Linked DNA regions of Homo sapiens: regions 1 and 3 are each linked to region 2. A link is a contact called in ENCODE Hi-C or POLR2A ChIA-PET data. All regions are on one chromosome and are shown on one strand. The core of a region is the stretch at or near the end of the contact, and the rest is flanking DNA. Distances in the headings are between cores, read along the strand shown. Region 1 overlaps LPP (LIM domain containing preferred translocation partner in lipoma). Region 2 has its middle 85 kb from the start of LINC01991. Region 3 has its middle 30 kb from the start of TPRG1-AS1.

Region 1 (4,064 bases), core at 739-3,238, 730 kb after region 2:
GAATCTCAAAAGAATTATACTGAGTGGGAAGGGCCAACCCCCAAAGGCTGCATACTGTATGATTCTATATATAACATTCTTGAAATAACACTATATAAATGGAGAACAGATTAGTGTTTGTCAGGAGTTAGGGATGGGAGACAAGAAGTCAGGGATTAGGAATTGGGGGTTTGGGGTAGCTGTGGTTATAAAAGGACAATAGAAGGGATCATTGTGGTGATGGAACTGCTCTGTATCTTTGCCATGGTGGCAGATACATTAATCTATACAGGCAGTGCAATTACATAAATCAAATACACACACACCTGCATGAACTTACACATATATACAGACAAGTGGAGAAATCTGAATAAGATTGATAGACTGTATCAATCTCATATTCTGGCTGTAATATTGTACCATAGTTTTACAAGGTATTATTGTTGGGGGAAACTGGATAAAGGGTACTTAGATCTCTACGTTATTTCTTTCAACTTCATATGAATCTACAATTATAAGAAAATTTAAAGTTTAATTTATAGAAAAGGCAATTTTAGATTTGAAATAAAATTCCTACATTAACTGAAAAATTAATTAAATATAAATTTAAAATCAAAATTAAAAACCCTTTGACAACTTTAGATCTCTCTCTCTTACACACACACGCACACACACACATACATCTAAGCTTTATTGTCTTTGCTCTACTAACAGTTCAGCTCCCTGTAATTCAGTTTCTATCCCCACCTCTCCACTTACACCACACTTCTGAACATCACCAGTGACCTCTTTGATGTTTAATACACTTAAGACTCTTCAGTCCTTATCATTCTTGAGCTCTTGCAGCATTTAAAGATGTTGACTCTATCTTTGTTTCATTTGACTTCTATAGCACCGTACACTCTGGGTTTTCTTCCTATCGCTGTACACAACTTTCTACCGTTTTTAATAGATTTCCTCTCTTCATTCCTTAAATTCTCCATTTTTCTTGAGTTCTGCCCTAATCTCCCTTCTTGTCTCAATCTGTACTCCTGAGTTATTTCATCTGCTTCCGTGAGTACAAATATCATCTGTGTGCTGAGAACTCTCTGGCCAAAATCTGCAGCTGGATCTCTCTGTAAGCTCCAGATATGTATCTATCATTTTAGCCTGCAGTCTTCATAGATTGGCCCATAGGCCCACAAATGCAACAGTTTCAGACAGAACCCAAGGTGTTCCCTTTTAAACCTGCTCCTCTCTGTGTTCCTTTTCCATGAATGGCATTACCTTGTTGCTCCAACCAAAGGCACAGGAGCTGGCCTGTATCCTTCCTCTTCCTTCAGTATCCCCTCTTATCCACTTATTAACCAATTTCTGACATAATACTTTGGCTTCCTTTATATCTTCTTTCATTTATGAGACAAGTTCCTTCAGTGTTTTCTAGTGACTTTTCATTACTTGGAAGAGACAGTTCATACTCCTCACACTACCATGTAAAGAGCTCATAGCCACATGCACACACATGCACATCCACTTGTGCACACATACCTAAACACACACCCAAAACAGAGAGATTGTCTCATGCCTGTGGCTGGGTAAACACTTGTCCTTGATGGAATGTGTAGCTTTCCCATCTCCATCCCAATCACCTAGCCAAAAACTCTCCTCCTTCAGGCCTCCATTTAGACATCACTTTTCCCTCAAGTATGTGTGATTCTTGTGCCTTATCCTCCCCATCATCCTGTAATAGCATCCTCTGCTTTTCCTCATCATAGCATTTAGAAGACTGTATTTAAATTACCTATTTGACACATACCTCAGTAGCTATACATTTTCCCTAAGGGGAGGGTTGATGTCTTGTTTCTCATTGCATCCTGCAGTAAGCACCGAGTAAGTGTTTCTTGACTCTGGGGCTGTACTGAGTTGAAGAAGGATGACATCACTGACTACAGAACCCTTTGTATAAGCATCAAAGGGGTAGCAGTGGGGTAAATGATCACATCCTGGCTAAATGGTTCCGATTCCTACAACCCTGCAGCACGCCCCCCCGGCTCTAAACCTTTTAGTCATTTCCTGTGAATCTTGCCAGCACTCATTTCATTTTTTGTTTTTTCCATTTTCTTCATCTTTCCCACATAGTATAGACCAGAATGAATCAAGGTCTAACTTATGCTGACTGTCCGTGTTGCATCATCAGTCTTTGGGGCCCCTTCTCAGTTTCTGTGGCTGCTCTTGTGCCTGCTGACTCCATCCCTGTAGACCTTGCTGTTCCTCCCAGTCTGTGGCCACTAACCTCAGTTATTTTTACTGAATGTGTTACCTCATCCATAGTGAGTCTTTTGTTGTTGTTGGGTTTTTTTTTTAGCAACAATGTATTTTTTAATTAAGGTATGTACATTGTTATTTTAGACATAATGCTATTGCACACTTAATAGACTACCATATAGTGTAAACATAACCTTTACTGCACTGGGAAACCAAAAAAATAAGTGTGACACACTTTATTCAATAGTCACTTTATTGCAATGTTCTGGAACCCTTTTTGTTGTTGTTGTTGTTGAACGGTTATTATAACATGTCTGATTTAGAGGAAAGTACACTGAACTGAAAATCAGGAAAGCTGGGCCCAGGGGGCTGGCCTTGAGCAGCTGACTAAGCCTGTACATTTAATTCAAAAAGAGCTACTCAGGTTATTCCCTTAATCGGTCTTATACTTTATGACAGTAAGCACTTACCTCGTTCTGTCACATGGTGTGGCCAGATTATGCATGTACTATGATTCAAAACATTCACGTAAATAAATCTTCCTAACATACAAGAATTATGTGTCTGTGGTGCTTTCCAGCTTTTGATGTGCTTGCAAACCCATTTTCTCATTTAATCCTCACAAAGTTGGAAACCAGCTCACTTACTTATTCATGTTTACAGGAATAATCAACATTGATGCCAATAATTTTGATTATATATTTTAAAAATCTCATGAAATTGGTTTTAAAAGAATCATTTATTAGACAAAAAGAGTGAACCTATCAACAGGCAATTCACAGAAGAGAAAATAAAAATAACAAATGAACCAATGAAATGATGTTCAAATTATTTAAAGAAATACAGTTTAAAATATTATTTTTTCATTCTCAGACCAGCCGGCATTTATAAGTTCAATGCTTGGTATTGGCAAAAGTATGGGAAGCATGTACTCACATGGGCTTGTGATAGGAGTACAAATTAATACAACCTTTTCGAAACAAAATTTAGCACTATCTTTCAAAATTTTAGGTGTGCACTATTTTTGACCCTGCAACTCGATTTCAGACAGTAGGCGTATTTGCATAAAGGCACAGTGGTATTCTGTTTCAGAATACACATTGCAACATTTTTATGATAGAATAAAAGGACTAGTAAAATAAAGTACAGCAACTGCATGCAATAATAACATGGAGGCTATCAGAAAAATAAGACAAATCTATATATGCTAATTAAAGACACCTTAAAAACTATTTTAGGAAAAAACAAGGTACAAAATAGGACATAAAGGATCTGATTTGTGTTTGAAGAAAAATTTCAAACATGAGTGTTTATATGTGAATGTGTGTGTGGTGTGTGCGTGTGTGTGTGTGTACATGCTTATACAGGCATGTATAAGCAATCTGATACATGCCTGTATAAGTATTACCCAATCTTTTAGTGATTATCTCTGGAAAAGAGTTTTACTTTTCATTCTCTACCCTTCTATGACAGTTGAATTTTTGAATTTTTAAATGAATAAATGTGTGTGTGTTGTGTATTTTTAAAGTTAACATACAGACTGAGCGCAGTGGCTCACGCCTGTAATCCTAGAACTTTGGGAGGCGAATCACCTGAGGTCAGGAGTTCAAGACTAGCCTGGCCAACATGGTGAAACCCTTGTCTCTACTAAAAATACAAAAATTAGTCGGGTGTGGTGGCGGGCACCTGTAATCCCAGCTACTCGGGAGGCTGAGGCAGGAGAGTCGCTTGAACCAGGAGGTGGAGGTTGCAGTGAGCCAAGATCATGCCACTGCACTCCAGCCTGGGCGACAGAGTGAGACTCTGTCTCCAAAAAAAAAAAATGTTAGCATATAGCGTAG
Region 2 (4,065 bases), core at 806-3,305:
AAATTTAAAATTTTCTGTTAGGGATGTTAAGGGGGGAATTGAATGTTTTGTAATTGTATGTGTGTGTGTGTGTGTGTGTGTACTTGATTGAGAAATTTAAGTTTCTGAACTTAATGCAATGTAGGTATTTAATTTAGCCTAGCTAGGGCCCAGTATGCTTTGGTATTTCAATGGGAGAAATGTCCTAGATGAATCACTAATAAATGTTATCTTCCTTTCTCCTAAGGGCATTTGAGTTGGTGGCTCTGTGCATTACTCTGATACGCTGGTAACCAGGCTCACTAAGAAAAAAAAAATCCCCAATTTATAGTTTGCCAAATTTTGTGTGTAAGTACTCCACCATGACCGAATTCAAGGATGCTTTTACAACTGGCTTGTAGCATTTCTGGAATCTTAGCAATTAGCTCTTGCAAGCCGATACAGCAGACTCAGCACACCAAGCCTATTTAATCCAGAATATGGGAGTATAAAAATTGTGTTACTTTCCTCTCACCCTGAAGTCAATGAAGAAGAAGACATATAAAACATAAGCTTTGCCTATCTTCAGGAGAATTTTGGTCTAGATCAGGAGACAAAGCTAAAACCTTTGCAATAATCAGAAGGCCTTTTGAGAAGAATCAGTGATCTATCCAACATCTCTACTCGAGGGCCCAATAAGAATATGAAACTTACTACATCCAAAACAGGTTTCTTGGATTTTCTCTCAAAGCTGTACTGTATTTCCCCAATCTTTTTATCTTAATAAACAACCCTTCCCCCAGTTCTCAAGCTTAAAGATAAAGAATTATCTTTCATTCCTTCCTATTTCTTAACCCCCTATCCAGTTACCCCCTATCACCAGAAACAAGTCTTGTGAGTCCACCCCCAAAATTAATTGTGCACATCTCTGCACCCCACTGCAACAACCCTAGTCTAAAATAGTCCCATTAAAGCTCCTCTAGAACATTTTTTCTGCTTTCTTTCTCATTTCCTTACAATCACTTTTCCAAAAAGCAGCCAAAAGGATCTTTCAAGAATATAAATCAGATTTTACTCCCCTGCTCTTTGCCATCCAATGGCTTCCCACTAAACTCAGCAGAAAATACCAATTCCACACCATGGCCTCAAAGCCCTCTCTGATATGATCCCTGCCCTCCTTTCTGCCTTTGTCTGCACCTGCACCTCGCTACCCCTTTTCTACCCCTCTCAAGTTCTCTAGGCTCTCCCAGTTCTTCCCCGTCACTCAGTCTCCACCAGTTACTCTTTCTCTCCACCCTAAGCAGTTGCCCTGGCTGGCTCCTTCTCATTCTTCAGATGCCAGCTTAAATGTCACCTCCTCACAGAAACCTCCTCTGCCCACCAATCTAAAGTAGCTCTCCATTCCCAACCAGTAATTCCCCATTCCATCAGCCAACCAACATATACACTGTTTACCTTTACACACAGAGAGAAAATGTAAATTCCATGAGGGTAGGAGATTTCTATGCCTTGATTTTGCTGTATGTGTTATGCCTAGCCCAATGTTTAACACACAGTAGGCATTAACTAAATATTTGTTAAATAAATAAATTAATGAATACACAAATGAGTGGGTGATAAAGGTAGGGTAAAGAGATTGATGTTTCAAAGTTCCCTTCTGGCCTTAACATTTTAGGACCCTGTGGTTTCAAGAGCATAATTTTGTACTTACTGATGTGGGCTCAGCTCTTAAAGTAGAGTGGAATTTAGAGGGGAAGGAGATGAATGAAGTTGCCAGGATCCAGCAGCAGGCTGGGGAGACTCCCTGGAAGAAGTGGTAGATACACTGGGCTTTTCAGCCTTCAATATTACTTAACAAAAGGCATTTGTCATCTTACAAAAAGGTTTACCCTAATCTCCATTTCAGTTGCCAACTACTCTTCTACATTTAAAATGTGATCATGTTTATAAAAACTTGATGGGCACACTTTTCAGGAACATCTAGTTTCTAAGCTGCACTGTCCTTACATGCCCTTGGGCATAGGTGTATGCTGATTAGCAGGTTTAATTTGACACAGATAAAGAACACGAAGAATTTGCCCAGAGGCCCATTGACCCCCCCTGCTGGCTCCATATCTGAAGGAAGGATCTGTTCCATACCTCAGAGAAGACCCACTTAGGACAGGAAGTGAGTCATCTATGTTCCACAGAGGACCTATCACAGGTTGGACTATACTAAATGTGAAACAGATTAAACTGGAACAAAATCATGACATATTTGTTCCCTCCCACAGTGTGAGACGTTTCATAACCTCTTGATACTTTACCCTGATAACTTTGAGAGCTGGAGAGGTCTTCAAAAATCACTTGTATGTCTCTCTCTTGTTCTGTAGATGGGGAAACTGAGGCCAGAAAGGCTGGTGCCTTATCCAAGTTCACACAGCAGGGGTAGCAGGAGATCCCTGTCCTGAAGCCCAGACAAATATTCCATAGAAGCATACATATACAAGCTGATTTTTAAGAGAAAACCTATTGTGTCCTTTTGTTTAATCGTCATAAATAACTTGATGATCTATTTGTTTAATTTTTTTTTTTTAAAAGACAGAGTTTTTCTCTTTTTACCCCAGGCTGGAGTGCAATGGCACAATCTCAGCTCACTGCAACCTCTGACTCTTGGGTTCAAGCAATTATCCTGCCACAGCCTCCTGTGTTGCCAGGATTACAGGCGCGTGCCACCACGCAGGGCTAATTTTTGTATTTTTAGTAGACACGGGGTTTCACCATCTTGGCCAGGCTGGTCTTGAACTCCTGACCTCGTGATCCACCCGCCTTGGCGTCCCAAAGTGCTAGGACTACAGGTGTGAGTCACTGCACCTGGTCTATTTGTTTACTTTTTAATCATTGAAAAATAAAGTTTTAGCAAGTAATCTCTAGTGATACTGAGGTTTTAGGACAACTTGAAGGAATCGGCTTAAAATGTTAGAAGCTGTCACATAATAAAATAGTAAGACAACCCAGACCAACTTATAAGAAGAGGTAAATGTTATTTTAACTATCAGGAAAGAGTTATATCATTTTCAAAACAACCAGAAGAACTATTTTTTCTCATTTTAATGTCTATAGTTAGGATTCAGAGACGATCACTTGTGATTTTCAGCAACTTAAAGTTTGTATGAGATGGGAAAGCCATAGAGGGAAGCATGCCAATCTTTTAAACTGTTACACATGAAGCGTTAGAGACTGGAGTGCAGCTATTAACTTAAAAAAGGAAAGAAAGTGGTTTATGCTAGCTTTTTCAACTGTCAAATGATCAGTTGGAATTTAGAGAGTAACAGTGTTTCAAGACAGAGATACATTTAAACATCATGGTGCTTGACAGGCAAACAGGAATCATTTGCCCAATTCCTTTAGAACTAGTCTTAAAAAAAAAATGCAACAAGGCCTCTCAAATTGCAGGAGAACTAAAAAACGAACCTCACTCCCTGATTTACCCTTCCGGATCTGTATTCTCCAGAGTCACCAGCTCCTGCAGGTCTCTGGGGCCAGAGAGAGCGAGCGCTGAGCCTGGAGTGAAAGCCCTTCTGCAGGGTCAACTATGAAGCACCTTTGGAAACTTAGGCCAGTTGTCCTCAAACTTGGGGTGTCTGGGAATCACCTCAGGGGGTACTTACTACAATATAGATTTCTGGGCCCATTTCCAGAGCATCTAATTTCATAGGTTTGGAATAGCTTCCAAGAATCAACACTTTAACAAGTACTCTCGGCTCATCCTGACACAACTAGATGGTGGAACAACCATACCAAAACCTTGGCCAGCCTACGTAAATCTTCCTCTTTTCTCTGGATCTCAATTTCTACACGTGTGAAATGAGGAATATGAACCAGGATCATCTCTAAGGTCTCTTCCTGATTCGGGCAATGGAGATGATATGACTTGGGAACTGGCAGGATTCCAATCTTGCCTCTGGGTTGCCTTGGTAGCCCAAACAAGTCACGTACTTACAGAAGCATGTAACTCATGTAAACCCCGAAAATTTGAGACAGGTCTCAGTTAATTTACTTTATTTTATTTATGTTTTAAGACGGAGTCTCACTCTGTTGCCCAGGCTGGAGTGCAGTGCCACGATC
Region 3 (4,398 bases), core at 361-2,860, 860 kb after region 2:
GTTGTTTCTTGTTTTTCTTTTTTTAACTTTAAGTTCAGAGGTACAAGTACAGGTTTGTTACACAGGTAAATTTGTGTCATGGAGGTTTGTTGTATAGATTATTTCATCAACCAGGTATTAAGCCTAGTACCCATTAGTTATTTTTCCTGATACTCTTCCTCTTCCCACCCTCCACCCTTCAAAAGTTCCCAATGTGTGTTATTATGTCCCTCTATGTGTCCATGTGTTCTCATCATTTAGTTCCCACTTATAAGTGAGAACATGTGGTATTTGGTTTTCTGTTCCTGTGTTAGTTTGCTAAAGATAATGGCCTCCAGCTCCTTCCATGTCCCTGCAAAGGACATAATTTTGTTCTTTTCATGGCTGCATAATATTCCATGAAGTATATGTACCAGGTTTTCTTTATCCAGTCTATCATTGATGGGCATTTAGGTTGATTCCATGTCCTTGCTATTGTTAACAGTGCTGCAATGAATATATGCATGCATGTGTCCTTATAATAAAATAATTTATATTCCTTTGGGTATATACCCAGTGATGGGATTGCTGGGTCAAATGGTATTTCTGTCTTTAGGTATTTGAGGAATAGCTATATTGCCTTCCACAATGGCTAAACTAATTTACACTCCCACCAGCAGTGTATAAGTGTTCCTTTTTCTCCACAACCTTGCTGACATCTGTTTTTTTCACTTTTTAATAATAGCCATTCTGACTGGTGTGAGATGGTATCTCACTATGATTTGGATTTGCATTTCTCTGATGATCAGTGATATTGAGCTTTTCTTTAAATTACTGCTGGCCACATGTATGTCTTCTTTTGAAAAGTGTCTGTTTGTGTTCTTTGTCAACTTTCTTATGCAGTTGTTTAATCTTAACATTTTGAAAGGCTGAGATGGAAGGGTCACTTGAGCCTAGGAGTTTGAGACCAGCTGGCCAACACAGTGAGACCTCATCTCTACAGAACAAAATTAAAAAATTAGCCAGATGTGGTGGTGCACACCTGTAGTCCAAGCTACTAGAGAGGCTGAGGCAGGAAGATCACTTGAGCCTGGGGAGCAGGCAGTGGGGGGACGTTGCGGGGGATCGAGGCTGTAGTGAGCTGTGATCGTACCTCTGCACTACAGCCTGGGCAACAGAGCAAGACCTTGTCTCAAAACAAAACAAAAACGAAAAGCAAACAAGCAACACTGGCAAAGCCAGTACCCCATTGCAAATAATCATAGGGATCTTTCAAATTTTATTTTGCATGAAAAGATGCAGGGGTCCATGAGGCCCCATCTTTGTCTTCAATCTAAACTTCGCCGGGAATCTTTCTAACAATCTCCCAGAACACATGGCCTAGGGAGAGATTGCAATGCTATTTCTGTTAATGCAATATATAGCAGTAATGCTGAAGGAGGAAGGTCAGGATTTTAAAAGTTAGTACATCTGGGCTCACTCTCCTTGGGCAGAGACAAGCCTTTGCAAAAGGACTAGTAACTGTTGGTCTTTCACTCATGCCACAAAAGGGAAGTGACCACACTCAGAATTGTGGAATTTCAGCTTTGGAAATGACTGAAGAGTTGAAACTGTTCAACTTTTACTGATAGTTGAAATCCCCTCTAAAGCATCTCCTCCAAATAGGTGCTGAGCCATTGCTTGATTATCTCCAGTGACAGGAAACTTACATCCTGTTGAGCTCTACAATTGAACAGCTCTGTATTTTTTTTTTGGCTGAGCTATAATTGACTTGTGATTTCCACCCACTAATTCTAGTTACATCCTCTGACACCACACAGAAGTCAGTTCAACAAATCTGCCCACTTCCCCCATGACAACTCTTCTTTGATTTGAACAATGTGAACATTTCCTCTTAGAGAAGAAACTGAATCTTTCATTTACTCCCTACAGTATGCTAGACAGTTTAAACCGTTACCTCCCATCATCCTATTAGTATCCTATGGGTTTGGAATTACTCAATGTTCATTAGCCAACTAAGGCTCAGACAGGTGGAATTCAGCAAGGCCACCCAGCTTAGAGGTGACAGGTCAGGAATTTAGGACCAGCCCTGGAAAGCCCAGGTACCTTCCATCATTTTCTGCTGCTTCCCAGAACAAAGGAGCCTGGAAAGCCTCCTGCACTTAATACCTTTCAGGTGCTGTGAACTTTAACCAGGACTGAAACTGAGCCAGACAATCTTTACTTGTGTCCTCAGCCCTGTGTCCTCAGTCTTCTAAATTGTCACTTTCACCTTTACATACAAATTAAATATCAAGCCTCTAGCCCTTCATACCACAAGAAATCCAATACTTTGGAGGATTTTAGGGAAAGATTACCTCTTCTTGCCAATTGACATTTCACTCTCCAAGCTCCTTCTTCAGCTTCTCACCAGTCACCATTGGCTTCCTTGTCAACTGTTCTAACAAATGTCATCTTTTCACACCTTTTTATTAGGATCATGGAATCAGCACTCCACCTCTGACCTGTTCACTCTCTCTTGCTTCAGTGACACAAAGCTGTTGTGTAGCAGTTTTTATTTAAGATTTGGTTGATGGAAGGGACACAGAATAGGAAACATCTTAAAACTGCAAATCAGCCATAGTGATGTAGTCTGTGGCCATCTAATATTCAAGAGATTCCCTTGCCTTTGGCCTCTTTCCCATAGTCTACTCTTTCTAAACAGAGTTCCTTATCTAATCTTATCACCAAAGCACTTATCCTTTCAACCTTCAAGGGGAAGTAGGAGTCTCTTCATATGCACATATTCTAGAAATCTCTGCCTAAGGAAGAGAGCACTGTGTGTTATTACGCAAAGGAATGCATCTCTTCATTGATTTAGCTCACTCTTCCAGTATGATCCTGGACCCAGCCCTTGCATAATAACCAAAATGCTGATAAATGTGTTTTTCAAACAAAGGAGCAGCTTTCTCTCGAATAATTCTACCTATTTCTCCTGGCAGAGAAAATATTTGCAGCCAGCATAAAAAAGTAAATAAATAAAAAATAAAGTAAATGGATGAAAGGAAACTTGTTCTTATTCAGAAGCTTGTAAGATTATCCATCTTCAGAAGAGAAAACTCTTAATATTGCAATCAGCAGCCCTGTCTAAAACAGAGCTTTCTGAAACATGGGACTCTCAATGAGTTCAGTCAAAAATCAATACAGGTTGAGTATTTCTTATCTGAAATGCTTGGGACCAGAAGTATCTCAGATTTTGAAATATCTTGGGGTTTTGAAATGTTTCATATAGGCAATAAGATATCATGGGGGATAGGACCTAAGTCTAAACACAAAATTCAGTTATGTTTTATATACAACTTATACACATAGCCTGAAGGTAATTTATGTGTGTGTGTGTGTGTGTGTGTGTGTGTGTATGTGTATGTATATTTAGTGTTGTACATTAAACAAAGTTTTGACTGCTTTTTGACTGAGCCCCATCACATGAGTTCAGGTGTGGAATTTCTCACTTGTGGCATTATGTCAGCTCTCAAAAAGTTTTGGATTTTCGAGCATTTCAGATTTTGGATTTTTGGATTAGGGATGTTCAACCTGGGCTAACCTTAAAACAGAAAACTAAAGAAGACATCTCGGATTAAAGCAAGTAGTCTTGACCATTCGCCTTGCCAGAGTCCTAAAATGTGAAGTTACCCCCAAAATCTGAAGGTCTATGTAGTGTCAAAAAGGTGTTACCCTTTTCTCCCCTTCTGTAAGAGTCACAGCTGTCACTCCTATAACAAAAGACAGGTTAACAAGAGAAGAAACATAACAAATTTATTTAATCAATGTTTTATGTGACATGGGAACCTTCAGAAATGAAAGCCTAAAGACCCAGGGAAAACTATTTTTATGCTTAGATTTAATGAAGATTAGACAGCCATGTAGAAATGTGATGGGACAAAAGGGTATGATCTAATGATAATAGACTCGGGGGAGAAACCCAGCACCTATTCAGATTCTTCTTGATCTGTGTGGCTGTCCTTTTCTCTTGCATAGCACACGGTACCTTATGCATGACAGTCTTTAAGGGAGAAGGGAGAAGCTCAGAGTGTGAGCTTTTTAGGTTTTACGGGTGTGTTGGGGAAGAGGAGTTTTAGTTTCTGTAACCCATCCTGGATGAGAAGAATTCTGATCTCTATGCATCACTTTGGGTGGACAAAAAAAAGGCAGCATACAAGAAGATGGGAGAAGATCAGAAAGACCTTGCTTCCAATCCCCTTCAGTTCAAAATACTCAGCACACCATAATGCCATACTTTGGGGTATTGTGTTCTGAGCCCTGACATCTAGAATTGAGCAGAAAACTTACTTGCCAAACACTGCTTCAAGGCCTGTGCAGAAGGTTCCAGTTCTGAGCTATGCTGCTGCTCTCCTAGGCAGCAATCTCTTCCTGGCAATATATTCAAGAGACAGTTAAAAA

Evidence for each region. A loop is a pair of places that touch in the nucleus more often than their neighbours do. ChIA-PET counts read pairs that join two places held with the same protein, here RNA polymerase II (POLR2A). Pooled maps may share reads with other maps.
Region 1: a loop to region 2 is called in a pooled map, with 4 times the contacts of the local background. The contact joins two enhancer-like sites. A Hi-C loop is called at or near these places in 3 of 50 pooled maps. POLR2A ChIA-PET finds 5 or more read pairs at or near these places in 3 of 52 experiments (AG04450, BJ and Panc1).
Region 3: a pooled map shows a loop between it and region 2 (5-fold over the local background). The contact joins two enhancer-like sites. A Hi-C loop is called at or near these places in 5 of 50 pooled maps. POLR2A ChIA-PET finds 5 or more read pairs at or near these places in 2 of 52 experiments (H1 and activated T-cell).

Annotation. Positions count from the first base shown.
Region 1 is chr3:188,786,788-188,790,851 of GRCh38, forward strand. All of the region lies in intron 9 of LPP (LIM domain containing preferred translocation partner in lipoma), which reads left to right. Among named protein-coding and RNA genes, the nearest start is that of MIR28, 100 kb to the left of the region's middle. Within about 2 kb of position 1,989, at least 2 of the 41 ENCODE cell types and tissues checked have a DNase peak (open chromatin) inside an H3K27ac peak, as active enhancers do.
Region 2 is chr3:188,059,269-188,063,333 of GRCh38, forward strand. No RefSeq gene overlaps it. Among named protein-coding and RNA genes, the nearest start is that of LINC01991, 85 kb to the left of the region's middle. Within about 2 kb of position 2,056, at least 5 of the 41 ENCODE cell types and tissues checked have a DNase peak (open chromatin) inside an H3K27ac peak, as active enhancers do.
Region 3 is chr3:188,915,546-188,919,943 of GRCh38, forward strand. No RefSeq gene overlaps it. Among named protein-coding and RNA genes, the nearest start is that of TPRG1-AS1, 30 kb to the right of the region's middle. Within about 2 kb of position 1,611, at least 5 of the 41 ENCODE cell types and tissues checked have a DNase peak (open chromatin) inside an H3K27ac peak, as active enhancers do.